Regions from separate parts of the Homo sapiens genome. Here regions 1 and 3 are each linked to region 2. A link is a loop called in an ENCODE intact Hi-C map of the cell type or tissue named here. Cell type or tissue: IMR-90. All regions are shown on one strand.

The links. Peaks named below come from ENCODE experiments on the same cell type or tissue, not always from the same donor. Only the 100,000 strongest peaks of a DNase experiment are listed, where the experiment ranks them.
Region 1: a loop joins it to region 2, with 6 times the contacts of the local background. A loop is called at or near these places in 94 of 110 quality-filtered maps.
Region 3: it touches region 2 in a loop (19-fold over the local background); 68 of 110 quality-filtered maps call a loop at or near these places.

What each region holds. Positions count from the first base shown.
Region 1 is chr5:35,774,660-35,782,659 of GRCh38, reverse strand. It overlaps SPEF2 (sperm flagellar 2), which reads right to left. Exons shown (of 37, transcript NM_024867.4): 29 at 6,265-6,403; 30 at 3,314-3,543. Among named protein-coding and RNA genes, the nearest start is that of IL7R, 78 kb to the left of the region's middle. In IMR-90, a CTCF peak has its summit at 4,864 (motif pointing left); DNase peaks (open chromatin) are centred at 1,269 and 4,869; H3K27ac peaks cover 1,417 bases.
Region 2 is chr5:35,921,115-35,929,114 of GRCh38, reverse strand. CAPSL (calcyphosine like) reads left to right here. Exons shown (of 5, transcript NM_001042625.2): 2 at 7,995-8,000. The coding sequence starts at 7,995. Among named protein-coding and RNA genes, the nearest start is that of CAPSL, 14 kb to the left of the region's middle. RefSeq lists enhancers at 2,477-2,556, 2,647-2,696 and a silencer at 3,894-4,188. In IMR-90, CTCF peaks have their summits at 2,475 (motif pointing right) and 4,034; DNase peaks (open chromatin) are centred at 4,024 and 4,784; H3K27ac peaks cover 449 bases.
Region 3 is chr5:35,085,040-35,093,039 of GRCh38, reverse strand. It overlaps PRLR (prolactin receptor), which reads left to right. Exons shown (of 10, transcript NM_000949.7): 3 at 3,377-3,489; 4 at 6,700-6,832. The coding sequence starts at 3,420. Among named protein-coding and RNA genes, the nearest start is that of AGXT2, 41 kb to the right of the region's middle. RefSeq lists an enhancer at 3,067-3,568. In IMR-90, a CTCF peak has its summit at 3,166; a DNase peak (open chromatin) is centred at 3,169; H3K27me3 peaks cover 587 bases.

The DNA of each region.
Region 1 (8,000 bases), 150 kb after region 2:
GTTGCAAGTATTTAAAGCATTCAGTCATTGTTCTAATCAAAGATTAAATAATAATCCAATACTTGTATTTGTGTGGCATGATTAAAACATGCAAAGTGTAATTTAGTAACATCAGTGCTTTTTATAAATCTGCTAAAAAATCCTACCATGGGCCTAGTAACATAATGGCTGTTATATGCAAATAAATATGTATGCTTCCCTCCCAAAAAAATCCATCTGTTTTAATATATTTTAGTGAACTTGAAAGTTGCATCTTAGATATTATGGATTGCATGGGCATATATGAAATAATATAGGAAAATGTTTTTATTTCTTGGCATAGAAATAATAGCAAGTTTGAGCAGGAAGTTCTGCAGGATCACACATTTGAAACACACATGTTCAGCCAGCTCCTCCACACTTTCAAACCTGCTATCACTCACTAAGATTGTGTTTTGAAATTATAGAGTTCTAGGGTAAATACAGTGGAAGGTATCATAAAGGATTGTTTTCCATTTCTTGGAAGAAATACAACAAAAGCCTTCATTTAAAAGACGGATGGGTGTGTGTCATGTTTCTTAAGTGAACAATTGCCAAACCGGGGTAGAAAAACAAAAAAGCCAGAGTATACTTTGTGGGGCCAGAAGAGATGGGGAAAAGGGGTGAGTGGCAGTTAATGGGTTTCCTCAGGCAGGGCCATTGTCAATGTTTGGAGCCTGATTTCAAGAGTATCAGTAGAGAACCTCCAATTCTGTGACTCTGGGATGCAGAAAAATGGAGTAATACTTTTCCCTGCCCTCTATAAGAATAGCAAGAATAATAACAATGAACGTTACTCCTGTCAATCAAATTCCCAACACTTATTAATTATTTTAGATATACCTAAAAAGCAATATATGCAATATATATTTTTTCAAATGGTATAATTGAGCTAATAGAGAAAAGAGTTTAAACTGTTTGCCCATAGACCATACATAACTCACTTTGAATCATCACAATCCCCAAATCCTACCGTATTGTATAGCCTTGTAAATTCTGTGGTAATTACAACTGTTATTCTTGCATATGGGTTAATTCTCCAGCTTGGGTGGGAGGAGGTGGTTCCTCACACAGAGAAAGCCTCCTCTTCTACTCGCCTGGAGTTCATGCAGTTGGAGAAAGAAAAGCAGAGCAGTCTCCTAAACATTTCCCAAACATCATGCTCCTATCCTCACGCTTCTTGTCTACAGAGTTTCCAGCAGCTGTTCCCCTAACTGTAAACATTCTCTGTAGCCTTGCCACAAAATCTCTTTACCCTCTTCAATTTCTCCCTCCAAAGTTTTGCTCCACAGACTTTTCCCTGACCAATTTCAGGGCACACTGATGCTTTGCATTCTTGAGCACTTGAATAACATTCATACTGTGTCCCAGAAAGAACTCAAATAGTTGTTCATATTTCCTTCCTCTTTGCTTGCCTTTTCAAATTAAACTCTCAGCTCCTAGGGCAAATGGTTTCCTTTTACTCTGCTTTTAAAAAAATAAAAATTAAAAAAAAAACAACTCCGTTTCTCCCTCCCTCCCTTCCTTTACTTCCTCTCCCTCCCTTCTTATTTCTCCCATAGTCTGAAAACATTTATCTGTTGACATCTTTGTGTCCCAAGGGTTTCTAGAGTTAATCTTCTGAGACACATGTCAAGTTATAGCTGCTATTTTTTAAAATTTATTTTTAAATTTTTAGTGGAAATATGAGCTCTGGATTTGAGGTTGGATCCAAGAAAGTATTATGATTAGCATCATGGATACTAGGGTCCCTGCTGAAAGATATATTGTAAGTGGATGATAATTTTCAAAATCCACTTCTACCTATTCAAGTGTCCCCAGATGCCTTTAGTTTTTACCTATTAATTGAGTGATTTCCTCCCAGTCACCAGAGTGTAGGATTAAAGCAAACCACATGTCATGTTTAGAATCCACTTACACTTATCTTTTTATTTTATGTGTAAAATAATGGCCTGGATAAAATGAAGAGAAAAAGCAACTCTGAAGAGGGAAGTACATAATAACAGGGCATTGTGGAGCTCGCACCATGTAGAAGAGGGTGCACTCTGTCTGACTAAAGGACTGAAGGAATTTCATGGACTGATTTGTAAAGTCGAGATTTTTTGTACCTGCTGATGGCCATGTTTCCTTCGTGCCCAAATGCTGCCAAATGGCACCTCCGTCCCTCCACAGCTGAAGTGTGGGCTTTTATACCTTGGAGCTGTAAAGCCTGCTCTAGCTGATTTGATGAGCTGACACATCAAAGCGCAAGGTTCACCCAGGCACACACACATACACCAATTTCACCTATTGGGCTTGGCAAGGAAGCTTTCGGACTTAGAGTAATGCTCTTTTTACTAATGATATATGATGTGAATTTCTGGAAATACTGGACTTTTTTAAAAAGTAACATTGTATTAATACTAAAGTCAGTTGACTATGCTACAGGGAAAAGTAATAATTTCCCAATAAGTAGTATATGTTGAAAAGTAAAAGAAATCTGCTTATGAGAGGCAACTTAGTTCAGTGAGAAGGGGCAAGAACTTTGGATCTGCAGAGTTCTGAATGATATATGACCATAGGCAAAAAATCTGCTAAACTCCTCTGTGAGTCAGTATCTAGACCTTTAAAGTGGAGATGATAATCCTATGTGATCTGTCTGAATTACTTGTGCTATCAATCGACAGAACTCATTGAAGAATATCTGGAAGTAGGAAAAGGCTGAATAAAAAAAGCCTGTGCAGATGCTGTAGGTCCATGCTGATAAAATGTGAAAGAGATAAAATTGTTGTGTGCAGAAAACATTTACACATACATATGAACAAACCGACTAATTAATTAAGCAAACATTTTCTAACAGCTTATTTGATTCTGCTTATGGTCTACAAGCACTGAGGGAAAAGGCCAACATAAAAGGGAAATCTTCTACTGCCTGGTCTCCCCTCACAGAAACACAAACTCATAATCTCAATATAAAATCTAAACTAGAAGTATGCACAAAGTCTTTCTGTAAGCTGCCAGGTGGAGTAATACTCAAATATACAAACTTGTCAGCAAGGGTCGGGGAGGACAGGAGAGAGGAATTACCAGGAATGAGGACCACCACACTGCTCAAGCATTATTCACAGTGGGTCCTGCTTGTTTAATTAGGGTCTATGTTGTATGAAACAAATATTTAATAAACTAGAACAAAGCAAGGGCATGTTTTAGTGCCACATGATCCCATAGAGCTGATTTTACTTGTTGGCAAGTGATTTCTGTCCTGGTTAATCTTAACCTTTTTTTGTGCTCTTTTCATGATAATTATTTTTCCTACCTTTAGGTGCCATATCTAAGAACTGATCTCGAAGACTGTCAAGCTGTTCAATGGTCAGGGTACCATCTTCTTCCTTTTCTACAGGTGGAGGACGTATTGATGGGGGAGGATCTGGGAAGACTTTTATATTGCCATTAATGAAGAAGTCTTCTTGGCTTAAATAAAGTTCATTCTGAATTTTTGTAGATGTTTCAATGTGATAGCGAGCTACGTCAGTTAATTTTTCTGTACTGAAAGTGGTAAAATGGATAGCGTTAACCCCATGAAAGATACTATTAGATTAATAAAGTTTGCTTATAAGACATATACACAAAAGTAAACAGATTATATAGCTCTTAGACAACTCCATCTGCATGCTTATAAATTTCAATTTGTCCCCAAATCTATTTTGTAAAAAGGCAGGGTATAAATAAATGCAGATTAAATAGAAAATGCATGCTTATTAAACAGCTACTAGTTACACATTTTACACAAAACTGAACTTAAAGAGAACCTATTAAATATAGTTTTTATTAGTATTAGAATATATTTTACTATGTAAGCAAGACTATATCAAGGGTTATATTTCATACTAAGTATGAACCAGAATAAGGTTATATGGCATAATACTCTGTAAAACATGACTATTAGAATTACATTTATTTGGAATTAGGATGAATTATAAAGTGAATCAAGTTCAATAATGTATTTCTAGAAGAGTGGCTTTTCTCTATTTCTGTCAAAGAAGTTTGATGTTATCTAAAACAAAGATGTCAGAATAGCCTCTGTTGTATATAATCCATTGAAATTGCTTTGCTATCTTCATGAAGAATAACAATTCCTAGCTAGATAACATGGTAAAGCAGCAACAGCTGGGAACCACTATGATGCGGTAGAAAGAGTGCTGGAATCTGAGTTCTCATCCTAGGACACTCTCTAGCCAGAGATCCTGGGCTCTCTGAATTTCCTTGTCTTTGCAATGGAATCAACAACGCAACACTCCCTATCTTATGGTTATTAATGTGAACTCATATACGGCAAAGATTTAAACTGTACTGGGGGTATAGTTAATGACCTTTTAAAAATTATTTTAAAGGCTAGAGAAGTTTTATACATGAATAAGTGCATTATCGCTGTATTGAAGAAAGGATCTTGTTTATATATTACAATGAAAGTGAGCAACACAGAAAAATGCATATTTGATCTCATTTTATATAATTCATAGGCACCAAATATACCACATACTGAACATATAACTGAAAATTTAAAAAGTAGCATTAGTTGCTGTCTTTCAAAAGATACTCTAGAATTCAACTCCAGAATGTTGTCTTTGTAAGTGTCCATGTAATACGTGTTAGCCAATTAGTTTATGCTTTTAGGGTGGTTGCGTGCTCGGGGACAGAGGAGGTCACTGGATAGCTGCTGAGTTTACGTGAGTGAGGAGGGACTCCAAATGTGGATTGAGACCCAACCATAGCCCGGCACGATACTCTGTAAAACATGACTAGTAGAATAATACCTTTACTGGGCATCAGGATACTAAAACAGATGCGCGCCACCTAGTGGAAGGTTACTAAGAGTAATCTTAACAACGGAAGGAAAAAAGTGCCAGGAAAATAAGAACAGGATTTGAAGGTCAAAGGGATCTGCCAGCTATTTATTTATTTATTTATTTATTTATTTATTTATTTATTTATTTATTTGTATCACATTTCTAGGTTTTAACTTCTTGTGGCCACAGTTCATGACAGCATCTGTAGATTCACAGGGCAGACATATACAATATAAATCTGAGAAATATGAATACATCTGCTAAAATATGCATTTACACTGGATGGCCACATGGATGGGAGCCATGAGTCCCAAAAATGAAGAAGATAGACTTTCATTTCAAAATAGCAGGCAGAGAACAGAAATGAATATTATTACTGTGTGATGCTGATGAGTAACTGACTTGGTTATCCAGTAGCAAAATGATTTTAAGCATTACTGCAGTAAGCTTACTTATGCTTGTGTTTGTATTTTTTATTCTGTTTAATGTTTCTTTGTTTGTTTTACTATGGAGCAATAGTTCTAAACAACTAGGCTGAAGACTTTACAAAAGAACTTCACTATGAGACAAGGACCAGAGAAAACGAACCATAACAGCTGCTTTTTACATGAAAATTGTTGCTTCTAAGAATAATTGCCTTTTGAATACTGTTTGTGTAGCAACTTCTAAGTTTTCAGTAAATGTTTATTGTAAACTGTAGTGCATCTTGGAATCTAGATCTAGGGTAAACTTCTGAAATAGCCTGGCTGGAGTGTTTCCTTGTATAGATGAAGCCAATGAGGCCCAGAGCAATCAAGCATGCTACTAATTTGTGGACAAGATGGGGCTCCTGGTCTGGACAATCATGACTCACTCTGCTGACCTGCCTCTTTGTACCTTTTAAGGTTGAACTAACAGGATGAGAGTCATTGCCCCTCAGTAGCAACAAAGGTCTGGGAAGTCTTTGGAACTCAACAGAAAAGTAGAACTTGGGGTTGGTCTTACAAGAGAATCAGTCTAGCTGGTAAAACATTCCAGTGAATGACTTTTTAATCTCCCCTTAATTGGCTCTGACTGATAATAAATCTACCATTGGAAAAGTATCAAGGATTATTTTACTTCTAAAAACTATTTTTAAATTACCTATAATCTTACCTTGTAAAATAAGGTTCTCATTGATTAGTATGACAGCTAAACTCATAAATATTGTGCAAAGTTTAATATAGCAATAGAACCCTTTGATGCATGATTTACTGTTAGAAAAGAGTTAATACAAACATGATAGTAAAGCTCATATTATCTGTTTATACACGTGATTTCCTAAAAGGCCAAAATTTATATTTGTAACTAACTTAAATTTGTAAATACCTTAAAAATCTTCATCAATTTTGGTACTTAGAATACACAAAGCATATTTTCAGAAAGTCATGTAGTACTTTACCTGGCCATTTCATTCAAATACCTCTCACCAAGCCATTTTTCCATGAGTTTATATACATCAACCACCTTTGTTACTAAATCTTCAAGAAGAGCCAATGCTTTTGTCTTTATCAGTTCAAGTCGAAATTGCGTGGCTATTTCTATTTGCAAAGAGAAATAAGAATGTTTTAACATATTGCAGTGCATGCATTTACTAATGAACAGATTCACTTTGAAACCACTGGTGCTTCAATTTGTGAAGCTTTAGGTGCACGTTTAATATACCAGAATAGATAAGATGATATCCATCTCACTGAAAAGCAAAATGTAATATGTGGTAGAGTCATTTGAGAAATTATCTGAACCAAAACTATAATTGAGCTTTTTATCTATTGCACTTTGTAGCAATCTACTCTTTGATAAATGAAATGTGAAAACACGCATAGGTAATTTCTGAATTTTGAAAAGGGAGTGGGGACCGTGCTTATCTCCTTACTTTAGAACCTGGGGTGGCATTGCCATTGTATTTCTCAGCACCACTAAAATCAGGGCAAACTCCATGTGCCCCTGGGCCTATTACCGATCCTGGCACATAATCTGGTTGGTGGATTTTATCTCCAAAATTTTTCCAGTTTCTCTTTTTGGCTTTTTTCATCATCATCGCATAGTTTGGGTGCTGATTATCTCTCACTTAAACTGTTGCAATAGCCTCAATCCTACTTTTTCTAACTCTCTTCCCCCACCTCAAATCCAAATCCACCTCCACACTATCCAGAGTAATTTGTCTTACCTGCAGATGTGATCATAATCACTTTACTGCTCATAATTTTCCCTAGCTCCCAGTTGCCACCAGGGAAGAATTGAACATTCTTGGCAGTGCCTAGATAACCCTCCATGGTGTGGCCTCCCCATCTCCCAAGTCGCTCCTTCCCAGAACATGCCTCATGGTCCTAAGCTACTCACAAGCTGATATGCCTCTTACCCCTCTCTCTGCCATGGCACGTAATACTCCTCTTCATTCTCACGCCAATTTTTCCCCTGGAAAAACTTATCCATAGTCTTCCAATTCCGCTCAAGAATTAGTTCCGTTGGTAAGTCAGGAACTCCCCTCATGTCCCCTTTGCCCAATATGCCCACCACCAATATCACATTTTTTTTTGAGACAGGATCTCACTATGTTGCCCAGGCTGGATTCAAACACAATCGATCCTTCACCTCAATCTCTTCAGTAGCTGTGACTACAGGCCCAGCTGTCAACAGGTCAACATGCAACAGTGATTGCATTTCTCTTCCTTGAGACTGAGTTTTATTTTTTGTTTATGTTTGTACATATAAATGTGTGTCTCCAGCAACTATCACAGGACTTGGCACAGAGTGGAAAGTCAATAATCATTTGTTATATGCATAAATGAATTTTGCTACACTAAGGATCATGTATGGAATGAACTGAAAGATGAAGTATACTGAAAACCACTGAAATCAGATGCAGGGCAGGCAATATGGGAGATGCATCTGTCCTGGACTTGCCTGATGCCACAGTCTCCCTGTGTTCAACTGACTTCAGATTTTATTGTTGGGGTTTTAGAAGTGGGTGGTAGTAAGATGGGAAGGACAGGGGAGAGAAAATGAGAGAAACAAGGGATGGAAATCATACTTAGTAGTTAATAGTCACTGAGTAGTTAAAGGTGTCTCGGCATACCCCATGCCACATTTTTGTGGTTTTGTCATCTTGTATATTGACCGTGTTTTTTTCCCTTA
Region 2 (8,000 bases):
ACTTGGCCCCCAGCATAGTTACAACTGTATTTACTACCTCTTCTCTTCATGCCTTTATCTTGCCCTGTGTTGTGTTATAATAAGGCCTTACTCCTCTTACTAGAGGGTGACCTTGTATTTCCCGTAGCTTATGTTCTCAAACTTAGGGATACAGGAAAACCAACTAAAAACAATAAAGTGCCCAGCCGCAGCATCTACACCAAGAGAGTCTAATTTACTGTGCTTGGTGAGTGCTGTGGGCATCTTTGTTTTTCAACAGCACCCACGGTGGTCCCAGGTCTTTCTCTATATCAGGGCTTCTCAACTTCAGCACTGCGGACATCTCTGACTGGTAATTCTTTGTTGCCAGGGGCCATCTTGTGTATCTTGTGCAGAATGTGTAGCAGCATCCCTGGCCTCTACCCATTAGATGCCAATAACACTCTACCCTACTTCCATTGCAACAACCAAAAATATCTCACAGGAGGCATTATCAAATGTCTCCTGGGGGTGGGGGGGATTGTACCCAGTTGAGAAGCACTTCTCTATAATTATCACCTGAAGAGTTAGCACAGTGCCTTGCATAGCTTGTGGTACTAAGGGCACATTCAGTTGATTCAAACTCAAATGGGCTCCGTGAAGTAACTCTCACGATGTCAACAACACTGACACACACTCTTATCTGAGGCTTCTGTGTACTGCAGAAGCCACGTATTCAAACTGTCAGAGTCTTCAATTTCAGTCTCTTCGGGAGGACATCACTATTTATTCACTTCCTAGCCGCCTGCTAGGCTATACTCAACACCTAGTGCTATGGTTTGAATGTTTGAAATTCATGTTGAAACTGAATCCACAATACAATAGTATTAAGTGGTGTGGTCTTCAGGAGTTGGTTAGGTCACAAGGACTCATCCCTCCTGAATGAAATTAAGGTGTTAATAAAAGTCGCTTTGCAAATTATTGAGCCCTTTTTTGCCCTTCCATCTCTTCTGCCATGTGAAGACACAGCATTTATCCCCTCTGGAGGATCCATAGTTCAAGGTACCATCTGAAAGGCCGAGAGAATAGTCCTTGCCAGGCACCAAATCAGCTGATACCTTGATCTTGAACTTCCCATCCTCCAAAACAATGAGAAATAAATTTCTCTTGTTTATAAATTACCCCATCTATGGTATTTTGTTCTAGCAGCACAACTGTACTAAGACCTCTGGAATGCAATATTTATTTTAGAAGGGCATTTTCCAAGGGGAAACTTATTGAGGAACTATGGGTTTTTGCCATCTACCGTGTAGTAATAGCTAGTTTATTGAATGGACTAAAGCCAGTGCAGATGGTTTAATTTTTTCCATTAATTGCCTTCAGACATGGTCTGTTGTATATCTCTTCTCATACCTGGATGACATTTCAAGTATTGAAAGGTCCACCAAGTCTTAATCAAAATTTCAATCTTATACCCAGTTTCCAAGTACAGAGATAAAGAGCAAAAGCCACATCAAGTTCCCCATCCCTATGGGGGACTGGTCTCAGTGCTCAGGATCAAGCCCGAGCTAGAAGAAATAGGGAATGTTTTGTCTTGGATGAGAATTTAAAAGAAGGCAAATGTTTTCCACCTTCTCGGAACTAGCTTGATGCCCTACAAGCCTCATCAACAGCTGCCTACTGTATACCTTTCTCCTTTCTTCTCTCCCCATAGTAAAATGTTTTCAAAGCACATGGAATCATTATAGCAACCCCAGGTTCCTTGCTATTGAAAATAGCTAATGTAATGGCACAGGTATCTAAGAATTACAGAAATGCCTAAAAATGTTAAAAATCATGACATGGTCTGGCTATGGGGAAAATGGGCTTAACAGCATCAAGAGGTGGGACAGAGGCTCGGAACAATTGGACTGCAGACGGCTGCTGTTGTCACAAGGCTGGACCTGCAGGACTTCCTCAACAGGACAGCTTCCTCACAGTACGTGCTGTCTCAAGCAGTGTGGTGCAAAGGAAGACTGTCCAGGCAAAATCTGGTCCAGCCATCGCGACTGCACATCCCTGCCAGCGGGGAAGCCTCCTTTCCCCTCCTCAAGCACATCTCGCCTCTGTCATCTACACCACATTTGCTGTCCCTTTCTATTTACCTGATTCTGTCCTTCCCTCTCCACTTTAACGCAGGCTAACCCTGCTCTTCTCTTAAGTTCATCCGAGCTGACTAAACCTGCTTCGGTTCCCTTTCAAGGAACGGTCTTTTCCCTGAAAAAGGAAAACCAGGAATGTACGGTCAGAGAAGTCAAAGGAGGGAGAGTTTCCTGAGGGTGAGGTGAGAAGTTTCCATTGGATTTTGCAACAAAGAGGATGTAAAAGCGTTGGTGCCTTATAGTGTCTGGATCAACGATCTCTAGGGTTGCCTCTTTAGCAATAAGATCCCCTTCTGTGTTTGCAGGTAGTTGGCTGCAGATGGAGAGGAACAGAGAAAGGAAGAGAGATGTAATTCAGCTTACTGCCACCAGGGAGCACCAAAGACAAGTCAATAGATGCAGGCTAGGGCTAGAGCAGTTCCCTCTTCCAAGGGTCCTCTTAAATCTGTCTCTGAACCTTACGGAGGGAACCATGAAGATACAGACCCCATGCATTTACAGCTTTCCACATCCTTCCTACAATAATTCGCAAAATCCAGGCGGGAGAGAGTTTGGCGTGGCAGTTGGTTGTGCACCGGGAGGACAGTGGAATGAGACAGCCTTAATGGGACCATTGCTACCGTAGCTACACTCTGCCTCTGCCCCAAATCTCCAGGCTTCTGTGAATATCCTCCCTTGCTGCCAGCCACTGGAGGGTGAGAGTGGAGAGCGCAAGCAACAGCTCTGGATGCCAGCCCCGAGTCCGCCCTCTCCCTCAAACTGCACGTTCTGCCACTGGCCATCTCCTATCTCTTCTTCTCTCTCCGTCCACACGGTCCAGGCAGCATAGCTGGAAACAACAGTCTCCTATTGGCTAGCCTGTCCCGCCTTCCTATCCATTCTTCTCACTTTACAATGCAAACGGCCTTTCCCGTTTTTTCGTTTTTTTTTTTTTTTTTTTGAGACGGAGTCTAGCTCAGCCGCCCAGGCTGGAGTGCAGTGGCGCGATCTTGGCTCACTGTAACCACCGTCTCCTGGGTTCAAGCGATTCTCCTGCCTCAGCCTCCCGAGTAGCTGGGATTACAGGCAACCGCCATCATGACCGGCTAATTTTTGTATATTGGTAGAGACGGAGTTTCACCATGTTGGCCAGGCTGGTCTTGAACTCCTGACCTCAGGTGATCCGCCCGTCTCTGCCTCCCAAAGTGCTAGGATTACAGGCGTAAGCCACCGCGCCCGGCCAGAAGACTTTGTGGTCTCCTGTTTTTTAAGAAGACTTTTTCCCTTTTTTGTGGTCTCCTGTTTTTTAAGAAGACTTCTTCCCCTTTTAAGAAGACTTTTTCCTTTTTTAAGAAGAATTTTTCCCTTTTTAAGAAAACTTTGCGGTCTCCTGTTGCTCTCAGGAGAAAATCCAAATCCCACCCTGGCACCCCAGGCTCTTTGGGATCTGATGGCTGCCCGCCTGGTCAGTTTCATCTTTACCCACAATTCCCCTTTCCCTACTTCCTCCGAATCTTCACTACTGTTCATCTCCCCCTGCCACCCATACCTCTGTTCTCCAACCATACTGAAATACTTGTACTTTCCTAATTATATTGTTTTCTCTCTCACCTTAGTCTGAGTAGTTGGTACACCTGCTATCTAAAATATCCTTCTATCCCCACGTCCCCAGCCTCGATAACTACCACCTTCCATTAGGATGAAAGTTTAGACATCACCTCCTCTGAGAGGTCCTCAGAAAGCCCCACTCCCAGGCCAGGTAAGCCTCCCGTCCTCTTGTGATTGCATCCCCTGCTCAGCCCCCAGGCTGTAAGCGTTGTCTTGGTCCTGCTTTCATCCTACCCCTAGCACAGTGCATGGCGCTTCCTGAGCTCTTAGCAGACCTGTGTGGAAGGCAGAGACTGAACCGCATGCCTGGCCGGGGGAATGTGCAGACGCCTGAGAACACGTGGTGGCGCTGCGGCCAAGTGCGTCGGGAGCGCAGCCTCTTCGCCTTGCACAGGGATGCGCTCCGTTGTCACCACACCGGATCTTTAAGGTTCAGACAGAGTCTTCTACAGGCAGAGACACTTTGTGCACTGCTATGAAGTCGGTGACATATGTTTGGGGACTGACTCTTGCCCTGGTGCCTGGCGCCTTTATTGAAACTTCAAAGCTGAGCATCTCCCTTATGCACTTGAGATCCTGTGCAATCCTGCCTTCCTTAAAAGCCCCGGTGCTTAATAAACTTTTCCCTTCTGCTTAAATACAGGAGATCAGGATTCAAACTAATGAAGACTCTAGGCTATTCAAGGGCTTGCTCCTCTGAGTAATTCCTCACACTCCCACACTCTATTCCAGCATAGTGCCTCGAAAAGAGTACACAATACAGTTAGCTAGTGGTTGGTGAACTGGGTGATTCAATGATTAAAAGGGATGCTTACTATGGGCATTTCAAGTTTCACGGTAGGCTAGCAGGAGAGAATGGACTTTTTTCCCCTTGAATTTATTAGACTCCAGAAATAAACTGCCAACATCATCGCTGGGTAGGGTCAGCCTCAAGAGGTGGGACAGCCTGAGGTACTGGGCTGGCAGTTTCTTGCCTTCCTGGACTCGATCCCACTTTCCTATGAGAAAGCACCATCAAACTGTGCTTTGAGATTCTTATATGTTATTTCACAAACCACAAACATGATGAAGCAGAAAGAGCCCTTAGGAATCAGAAGCCGTCTGTTTTGGTCTTGGCCAGGACTTTTGAGCAAGTCACTTTGCCAACCCAAGCCTTAGTTTCCAAGTTTGCAAAATGAGGTTGCACTAGAGAATCTTCAAGGGTCATACAGTTCTAACAGCATGTGGATTACTGTGAGTCATGTTTCCGTGCGACTTGGGCAAGTTACCTGATTTCTCTGCATCCTAATTTCTTTATCTGTGAAATACCAATAATAGTAGTAACTAGCTCATAGGCTTGTTTTTCTTTTTTAACCTTTGCTAATTTACCAGGATGACTACGTGCCCAGCACACTTTAAATTTTTTTTTTAAATTGACAGATAAAGTTGTATGTATTTACTTTGTATAACATGATGTTTTGAAGTATGTATAATTGTGGAATGACTAAATCTAGCTAGTAACATCTGTGCATGGGTTTTATTTTATTGAGATGAATACACATAACATAAATTAGCAATTTTAAAGTGTATATTACATTCACAATGTTGATAAACCACCGTCTATGTCAAGTTCCAAAACATTTTTATTACCCCTGAAGGAAACTTTACATTCATTAAGCAGTCACTCCCCACTGGCCCTCCCACCCCAGCCCCTTGCAACCATTAATTTGCTTTCTGTCTCTATGAATTTGCCTATTCTGAATATTTCACATAAATGAAATCGTACAATGTGTGACATTTTGTGTCTGGCTTCTTGTACTTAGCATAACATGGCCAAGGTTTGTCCACATTGTGGTATCTATCAGTACTGTGTTCCTTTTTATGGCTGAAGAATGTTTCACTGTATGGCTATACCACAATTTGCTTATCCCTTTATCCATAGGTGGACATTTGGTTTGTTTCTACCTTTTGGCTGTTGTGAATAATGCTGCTATAAACATGGGTATATGTGCATTTGTTTGAGTTCCTGTTTTCAGTTCAACTCAAGGGGTTTTTGTGGGAACTGGACACATGCTTACTACCTAGTGGGGGCACCACTGATGCCTTTAATATTATTCTGAAGGTGTGCAAAGAGGGTCCCACTGGGGATCTGTCCCAGATCCAGGAGCTGGATCTCACTTTCTCTCCATGACTGGTTTTTAGTCTCTGTTTCTCTTCATTCTCACTTACTGTCATGGATGGCAGGGAAAAACCAGAGCAAAATGAATAAGGTGGACAAGGTAGGGGAGATGTCATGGGAAATGAGAATGGGAGGTGAGTGGCTGGGGACAGCCATTGGGCAAGTATCATGAAGCAAGGTCAAGGGTCAGGAAAGATGATGGTGGTCCTGGGAAGGATCAAGACTCTGAGGTGGGTTTAGAGAATGAGAAGGGCATGTTGTTGACACCAGTTCCTGCTTCCATAGGGGTTGGGGTGGGGATGGGGCGCATGCCACTAGCAGAATATGGTCAGGGCAAGAGAATGGCTCAGGCAAGGATGAGTAAGACAGCAGGACATGGCTAGATGAGTGAATTGGTGGTCTTGTCTGTGACTCAGGATTCTGGCTGTTAATAAGGGGACAGTTAGTGCTGAAGCTGGGAACGAGCTCTGGGAATTGTCAGCTTGAGGTCAGGTAACAAAATAGTAATAAGCAAACGCCAGTTATTAGAAAGCTAAAGCTGCCAGGAAGGGCACAGTCTTGGCTGCAGGTGTCCCTGTTGGATGAGAATTGGAACATGCTCCTTGTGTGTGCCTGGCAAGAACGGAGATGGAAGTCTCTAAGCGCAGGGTGTGCCACCGTCTGGAGTTCCAGGGAACCTCTGCTTAGGTGCCAGTGGAAGCAGAGGAAGACTGTGTAGCTTTAGACAGAGCAAGTTTTTCCTAATGTGGAGTAAAGAGCTGGGACGTAGACAGGTCTCCTTCTTGACCCGAGGTTCAAGAGAACTGAAAGGAATTGCTCCCACCTTCATCCACATACTGGGAATCTGAATACAGGGCAAGAAAGAGGGATCCTGTACCTTGGCTCGGTGGAGGCTGCAAGAAAGTGGCCACGTTAAGTGTATGCATCCCTGAATTGTCTATTCTGGCCTCAGTTATTGGCTTGATGAGATTCCCTTTCCCAAAAGTCAAATAAGGAGTACCCTCTATGGGAGACCTTTCAGGGTGTATAGGAGAACAACACTCTTGGCATAGACGAGGTTGTGAATCTGCAGGTTGCTGTCTTTGATGAAAATAATTCAGTCCTAATGTAGCACTTAGGGGAAGTGCCAGAATTTGACTGGGGAGGGAGCCTCGAAGCCAGGGTGGAACCACATTCTAATACCGTTTTTTTTTTTTTTTCTGCACATTGCATGCTGTCCTTTGCACATCCTTCGAGCCTCTTGCCTCTCATTCTTTTCATTCACGACTCACAGGTAACTTCCAGAATCCCCCATTTACTGAATATGTGGACTTATGAGAATTAGTGTTTTTTGAAGCTGGGATGGAATTTAAAGACCATCTTATCCAATCCTCCCAGTTAAAAGAGGAGGAAACAGGCTGTGAGATTCACTCACAGGCAGGTTACCAGGCAGATGGGGGTGAGGGGTTGGGGGAGTTGAGGGGTGGGGATTGAAGAGTCAGGACTATAACCCAGGTCTCCAGGCCCCCAGCTAAGTGCTCTTCCCACTGTTGTGCAAGCTTTGAGAGCTCAAGTGTGGCTACAAGAGTTTGTACGTCCCTTGGGGACCACTCAGGAGACAGCACTTCACTGCACCCATCCTAAGAACCTCATTAGGTGTTAGTGGATACTAACCTGTGAATCAAGGAGACCATACCCATTACTGGTAAGAATCATTAAGGATCAAGTGCTGAAAATCTCATTCAAGACAGAAGCAACAAAATCAATGTTTAGACCAAAGAGGAGAACATTAAATGTGAGGGTCAAGGGAATATGGAAAATTCTACATAAAATAATATGGTATATAATGTTGGTTCAAAAAAGAGAGTATAGAGAAATTGCACTTCTTTTATGGATGGAAGAGGGCTTCAGAAAGATCAAAACATCTTGGGAAATGGTGATATATTTAAGATTATTGTCTAGGCTGGAGAAACCAGATGTCCTCAGGACTAGATAAGTAAGTTATAAATATGCCAGGCACACAGTTGGCATAGAGAAAAATTGGAAATTCTGAGAGGTTTCCTGACAGAGAAGGCTGTAAATTTCCTTCTCAGTGAGGCTTCTGTCACTCTGCCCAGCCAGAGGCAGCGGCGAGGCCTGGACTTTGCTAACATGCTATGGCTTCCCCTCAGATGGCA
Region 3 (8,000 bases), 840 kb after region 2:
GGATCAGCATTGATGCCAAGCAACACAAGGGAGAAGGGACTTTTCTTGGCGTTCATACCACGGTGGGCCACAGTGTGGTGGGAAGGCATATTTGCATATGGTAAGGGGAGGAGCTTAAGGGTAAGAGAGTCTTTGAAGATTGGGAAGCAAGGAAACCAAGGCAGCTAGCCACAGGCAAGGTGTGGGGGCTGCAAACTTGCTATAAACCTGCTCTTCAGATCCACCACTTGCATTTTTAACCCTCAGTCAAAACCAAGGAGCTGCTGAGGAGTGATGCCTAAGATGATAGTCCCCAGGATGTGTGGGGCTGACTTTTTGCTAACTGAACTGCAAATATTTGGAGCCATTTGCTGCTATAACATCTTAAAAAGATGAGGCCCCTCATTGGATATTCCAGTCCCAATTGGGAGAGAATAAGAAGGGCCACGCCTGCCCTCGATCAAGATCTTGAGTGCAATGCAGGGTGGACTCAGAGAGACAAAAACCTAATTTATCCCCAGCTTAGTGTCTGCCAGCCATAAAAAGAAAAAAAAAGGTCGGTGGATAAACAAGAGATGTGCCTAGTGCTGAGAAGCATCTCCTTGTGTGTTCAGAGTTAATTAACATTTAGCATAGCCCCTTTAGGGGTGAGAAGTTGTGATTGTCTTTCTCTAAAGGTTAAATTACCTCCATTATGTTTGCCTTCCTGGGAAGAAAATGCAGGATGAGTTGGAAAATCACTGTTGAAACACAACCGTGACACCACTGTGAGTATGTCTAATTCCCTGGCATGGGGGTTTTAGGCATTAGAAAGTGCATAATAGTAACTAGATTCCAGGATGTGTCTCAGGAAATCCCAAAGGGAAGCTTTTTTTCATTCATAGAATACTTCCTGAAGACATTATTATAGGAAAACTTTATTTAGGAGAGTTTCTTTGATCCTGTACTAGCACATGAGAACATGTAAGCAGATGACAATATCTAATATCTACTGCTGCCTGACCCACTCTGCTTCCCATCCCAGAGTTTCTTTTGCAAAACGCATGGAGCCCTGCTTCGACAAAGCTCTCTAGATAGCACCCAACCTCACCAGGAAGGTCTGATTTATAGCATGTTGATCTTAAGCATGTTAGTGCAACGCCCAAAAGAGAAAGGAAGTCTCAATAAAGGGATATTATAGAAAGTCTTCAGCCAGTGGATAGACTCTCATCTCTAAGCCAGGCTGAGATCACCAGATCAGCAGGATAAAGAACTATTTGGGGCTATATGTACCTAATGAGGCTGGATTCATGAGATCAACAGTATTTAAGGTCCTTGGGCGTAAGTAGGGCAGTAGCTGAGAAGGCCTCTCTCGGCTCTGGCTCTCCTGCCCCTACTCAGAATGCCACACTCACCCAAGGCTTGATGTTGCTCACTGTGGGTCAGTGGCTGTTGTCTCCACCGTCTCTCCCACAGAGGGGGAATAATTGCACCCCCATCACAGACTTTCCACAAGTCAGGATGATCTCTCAGTGGCTCTCAGGTTTCCCAAGTATCTTTCCCCCATGGGCATTTGACTGACAATCTACTAAATCTCTGTACTTCCATTTGCTCATCTGTTAAAACCTGTAGCTGCTCACGGGGCTGTTGTGATGACAAAATGAAATTTACATGATTAAGGTACTTAACTTTCCCCAGTGCCTGCCCATAATAGATGCTCCAGAAGTGTTAGGCATTATTTTAAACCCAGTAGGAGTCTTTAACCACTTGATTTTAATTAGATGACCCTCAGGGGTGAGATGCAGTGGGTGATTTAGAAAGTGCACCCTGGGAGGGCATTTGCTTGGAAGGAATCTTGTAGGAGCAGGTAGAAGGTCCCCAAAAGAACAAAATACGGGTCACCTCACAGGATCCACCACTGGACCGGGATCCTTTACTGAAGCTGGAGCCTCATTATGAAAGAGCTACTTGGCCGGGCACGGTGGCTCACGCCTGTAATCCCAACACTTTGGGAGGCCGAGGCAGGTGGATCACGAGTTCAGGAGAGCGAGACCATCCTGGCTAACACGGTGAAACCCCGTCTCTACTAAAAATACAAAAAAAATTAGCCGGGCATCGTGGGGGGCTCCTGTAGTCCCAGCTACTCGGGAGGCCGAGGCAGGAGAATGGCGTGAATCCAGTAAGCGGAGCTTGCAGTGAGCCCAGATCGCGCCACTGCACTCCAGCCTGGGCGAAAGAGCGAGACTCTGTCTCAAAAAAAAAAAAAAAAAAAAAAAAAAAAAAAAAAAAAGAGCTAATTGATGGTACCTGGGTGCCCAAACCTCTACTGTTGCTATCGTTTCTCCATGTCTGAGTACGTCCCACAAGGAGCAGTAGCAAAAGCTGGTCTTTCAGGGGCTCATCAAACACACTCAGACGTTTCAAATGTCCCAAGATCGGCAGCTTTGATCCTGAATGTTCTTCCCTTGATTAAAACAACAACAACAACAACAACAACAAAATGAAACAATAAAAATTTAAAGAGAAATTTAGGCCGTGCATTTCTAAGAATTTACACTTAGTTCATTAAATCTATTGTTTTCTCAGTTGTTTGAAGTCCAACAAGACTAATGAGCCTTTTTTTCCAAATGTCTTTAAAAATCCTTTTTTCTTACAAGGCCATTTAGAGGCTTTGAACGTTGTTCCAAGGGTAATAATATTAGTATTAATAATAAATTATTCCAAACTCCCAACCCCTGCAGGTTCAGAATTTACTTAATACTCTGAACCCAAGGAATTTAAATTATTACCAGAATTTATTACCTTTTGTTTATGGGGCTTTCCAAACAGGAGAAAGAAACCACGTGGAGGTTCACTAGAGTGCATTGTGTGGTTCGCTTTGCGGTAATGCATATAACCCAGAAGACTTCCAGAACCTTCTCAGCTTGAACCTTCAAAGCCTCCCTAATTTGGTGGAATCAGCATGGTTATGTTGAGATTGTACTGAGGGTACTGACTTTTCAGCCTGGACAATTTTTGGCTGATGGACCAGAGCAAGAGCCCTCGTAGGATTCTCCCATAGGACATACAATCTATGTTACATAAGATGGATGATATATTGTTAGGTGGCTATGGGGTGGAAAGAGAACAATTTTTCTCTGGGGTGTGTGCAAAGGAACTGACTGCCTTGCTGCCCCTTGAACTCTCTACCTTGTCATCTGAGGACCTCTGGTGGTGGAAATTTTCCCAGCGTGTGTGAATTGATGTTTCTGTGCCAAGCCATCCAACCCTGTTACATTTTCCTACATTCCTTTCCTCCTATTTTGTCATTCACATTAAGCAAGGAGCAACAATCAGTTGCAAATACCCAGAATAAAGTGGTGGATGTGCCTGACCAGACTGCCATTTCACAAAAGTTACCTGCTACCTTCTCTTCCAGTGAACTTCTGATACATTTCCTGCAGCAAGAGAAGGCAGCCAACATGAAGGAAAATGTGGCATCTGCAACCGTTTTCACTCTGCTACTTTTTCTCAACACCTGCCTTCTGAATGGTAAGTAAGAGGCTATCACGCTCTCTTTCATTGCCTGGGGTGTTTGTCAACAGGGTGGAGAGTCCATGCAGTCTTCTTGCAATGCCATTATGAAAAATGAAAATGCTGTGTTATGTGCTGCTGTTAAATTATTTGCAATATTTTGCATTAAAGTTAATGCAGAAAAATTAATGCAATTAATGCAAAATCTTGTCACTGTGCTCTCTGCCTTTTGTCCTCATTTCAGGAGTGTAATGAAACAGCTCTGAAGAAGACAGGACCTGAGTTCTAATCCAGGTCCTGCCAGTTTCTAGCTGTGTGACCTAGAGCCAATTACCTAACTCTCTGGGTTTCCAAATTCTCAAAGTGAGGACAGTGATGTTTCCTCTACTGCAGATGAAATAATGTATATGAAAACTCTTTAAAAAACCATAATGGGATATAAGAGGTTGCTGTTACATGGCGGGAAGCAGGTACAGCCGACTCTATTATCTGTGCTAACAGGAGAAATGAAGTCCACAGCTAAATGAGAGGGTGGGTGCCTGTGACTATACACTTCTGTATGTCAACCCATGTGCATTTCTGGGTGTGCAGACTTCTATATGTACCTGTGTATATATTAACTTTTCTATATGGACCTGATTTCAAATGTCTCTCTGTCTGAACCTGTATGTATATACTTTTATGTATGTCTGTGTGTGTTCTGTGTATATCCGTATGTGCACACTTCTCTGCAGGTACCTGTGTGCATACAAGTATGTACTTCCATGAGTATGCACCTGTGTATATTTTTGTGTGTGTGTGTGGTGTGTGTACTTTTGATGCGGGCTCTGTGTGGGCATCTACATACCTGTATATGTGGTTCCTGTGTGGTTTTCTCCGTGTTTCTGTGCATTGAGAAAGTCCATTAATGTTAACTTGTTCCTCTAATGCAGATGAAGGAAACATTTGTCTAATTGTAATTTTACAAATCTACCCTCCTCTCTTGAGCTTCCTGAAGGTACTATTAATAAACAGTAAAATAAGAAAGAGAAGCTTTCAGAGAGAGAAAAAGGGGAAAGCAGAGGTCAGAATGACCCACAAGAGAAACTAAATACTCAAGAAATCAATGATCACCCTAATTGGCTTCCGAGTGTGCTCATTATGGAACCATAGGCTTTAAACTTTTTAAATAAACTTTTCTTTCTACTTCACACACTTCTCCCCACTCATGACAAAAGCAAAGCAAAACAAAAACTTGCATTCTTGCTGTAACTCCCAGCAACACATTATCCTGAATAAATTGTTCCTAGAGGATGAGCAATGTTACAAATATTGGCAGAGCTGACCCGGGCTGGCAAGGACGGGTTTTAGCAGGGCCTGTGAGCAGGAGGGTAGGTGAGTTTCAGCTGACACTACTAGCCTGGTGTCCTGGGCTCCAGCCTGTGTCCCACAGCATGCCATTCCACTAAATTCCTCTTTCTGGCCAGCTCTGCCTAGAGAATCCTCTTCCCACGCATTTCTCCTCACTGAGGTCTCCTCCTAACCTGCTGTTTCTGCTCTGGTGCTCAGCTAGAAACTCTGGCCTTGGAGCCTGCATGAGGGGTAGAGGAGAAAACAGAGAGAACCCCCGGAGGTGCTGACCCATATCTGAAAGCGCTCCTCTCTGCTCCTGATATCCTAAACTCAATGCTAGGGCATCCAGCTAGACAAAAAAGAGGATCAGCTGAAGTCATGTAGGCGAGCATGGTGGCTTCCCAGCCCCACAGTATCAGGGCAAATTCCCAGGGCTCTGCTGTCCCTCTTTGAACCTGACATCCAAGCAAGAGAAATGGGAGCCCGCTTGCCAAGAGCTTTGGGGATTTGGCAACTAAAAAATTTTACACTCTTGGTGTTATATTTTCACACCACCTCACTGAGACCTTCTAGCATCCAGTCTGGAACTGGGTACAGCTCTTAGATAACAGTGGTTGCTCAGAACCAGGAGAGGAGCTGGCTACTCTCCTACCTCTTACCACACCTCCTACCCCAAAAAGATCCATCAAATTATAGTTTTATAGACCCTATGGGATTACAAAAGGGCCACACACTCTTGAAGCCCTACGTATCCAAAGGAAGCCCTTTGCAACCTCACCACACACACACACACACACACACACACACACACACAAAGGAAAGAGAGGAAAATCTAAGAGAAAAAAAAGGACTAAAAACCAAGATTCAGAAATGGGGATGGGGTGGATGAGGAGACAGACTGTGAGTCTGGGTCACAAGATCAAAGCTGAATAAAATCAAGGAAAAGTGGCCAGGTGCAGTAGCTCATGCCTTTAATCCCAGCAGTTTGGGAGGCCAAGGTGGGCAGAGCACGAGGTCAGGAGTTCAAGACCAGCCTGACCAACATGGTGAAACCCCATTTCTACTAAAAATACAAAAACTTAGCCGGGTGTGGTGGTGTGCACCTGTAATCCCAGCTGCTCAGGAGGCTGAGGCAGAATTGCTTGAACCCAGGAGGTGGAGGTTGCAGTGAGCCAAGATCGCACCACTGCACTCCAGCCTGGGCGATAGAGTGAGACTCCATCCCAAAAAAAATCAAGAAAAAGTGAAGGGAAAGGGGAAGGAAAGGAGAAGATGGGGAAAGAGGAAGGAAAGGATGCCCAGATACAGGGAGCTTTAGCGATGTAGTGAACGGACAGAAGATCAGGAACAAGTTGAGTTCATTGTGTGGGGATGGCAGAAAGATGGAGATTGGTGAGCTGAGTGGAGAAGTGCCATAGAGCGGTGTTTTGCCAGAGTGTCTGCGGATTGCTCATACCTGGGAAGGATTCTTTGTATGGTTCCCTTAGGCTGAGGGAGGGTATCAGCTTTACAGACCTTGTGGGATTACAAAAGGGCCACCACACACTCTTCAACCAATATGTGTCTATCTTGCATTCAAGGCTCATTCTTTGTTGAAATTTTGCAGTTGGTCACTAGGCTATTGTTATCTCCATCTCAAAGTACACAGACACACACACACACACACACACACACACCAGCAAAATGCTCTCTAAGAGCAATGCCAACATCAGGGCAGCCCACAGAGGAGTGTTGCTGGATGCTGATGCTTGGCATTCCTGAGCATCCACCCTAGGTCTCCTCAGCCTGAGACTTCATCGCTGGCTTTGGTCCATCAATCTGTTTCTGTCACCAGCAGAAGGGTCAAATGGTTAAATGGACCTCAATATTGATGCAGTGGCTTCTGGCTTTTTCTAGGACAGTTACCTCCTGGAAAACCTGAGATCTTTAAATGTCGTTCTCCCAATAAGGAAACATTCACCTGCTGGTGGAGGCCTGGGACAGATGGAGGACTTCCTACCAATTATTCACTGACTTACCACAGGGAAGGGTAAGAAGTTCCCTTCTCTCCTATGAAACCCCACATGAGTACTCCCATTCTCCAGGCCAAAGAAACACTGGTTCTGAGTGACAGCACATCCCTGAATTTACACCAGTAAGGTTCATACCACCGGGGAAAGGGGAGTCTAAGGTCCATGCCCACATTCTCCTGTTAATGTCTGTTAAGAGCTGTGTCAATATACATAAGGTTACCAGCCATAGCAGTACAATATCAGTGTTACTGGATGCTGATGCTTGGCATTTCTGAGCATCCACCCTAGGTCTCCTCACCCTGAGACTTCATCACTTGCTTGGGTCCCATCAATCTGTTTCTGTCACCAGCAGAAGGGTCAAATGGTTAAATGGACCCAATATTGATGTAATGTTTCAAATCCCCTCTCACAGCTTAGGTTGCAGCCTGAGGCCCCATAGAAGTGTTTCTTAATTGCTAGTTAATCTTAAATGCTCATCTATAATTCTTATGCCATTTGTATTTTTTTTAACTAAACATGTCACTTTTGCAAAATAAGTAGGATCGTGTGAAGTGGTACCATACAATCCTTGACAAATGTGGTATATTAGGTTTTCAAACTTGTTTCATGTTCAAGAAAATAAAGAACCTTGTAGGGAAAAGAAGGTGAGGTTTTTTCCTTAGCACATTGCTCATCCAAGAGCCACCATCTCCTAGAAGACATATTGGGACCTAAGGTTGAAATGAGGGCTAAACCAGATCATCTCTGTGCAAGCATTTTGTTACGCTGACAGTGAGACCCTCCTGAAAATCATGGGAGAGCTGCATTCTTCTTCAGAAAGGAAAATATTTAGTTGCTGGTAGAGACAGCTGGCCCACTTTCCAATGACTGCACTTTGTTGTACACAAAACTGTCATCCCGGCTGAAATCCAAAGGGACATCATGTAAACAGATTTCAGGAACTCAGATGCAACCAGAATTGAACAAGCCTCCACCCCTGTGCAGTGTATCTTGAGCTGAGGTTCCTGAGTCTAAATGTGAGCAGCCTACTGAGCCACGTGGGCTTGAAATACCTCCTCTCAACGTCACTTCACTTTATTGCTGACTTGGTGCAGTCTGAAATGGACCAACATCAGTTTTTGTCCTCTTGAACCCTTTTTTAAAAAACGAAAAGTAATTCAACACGTATGTGAAATAGCTGCTGCA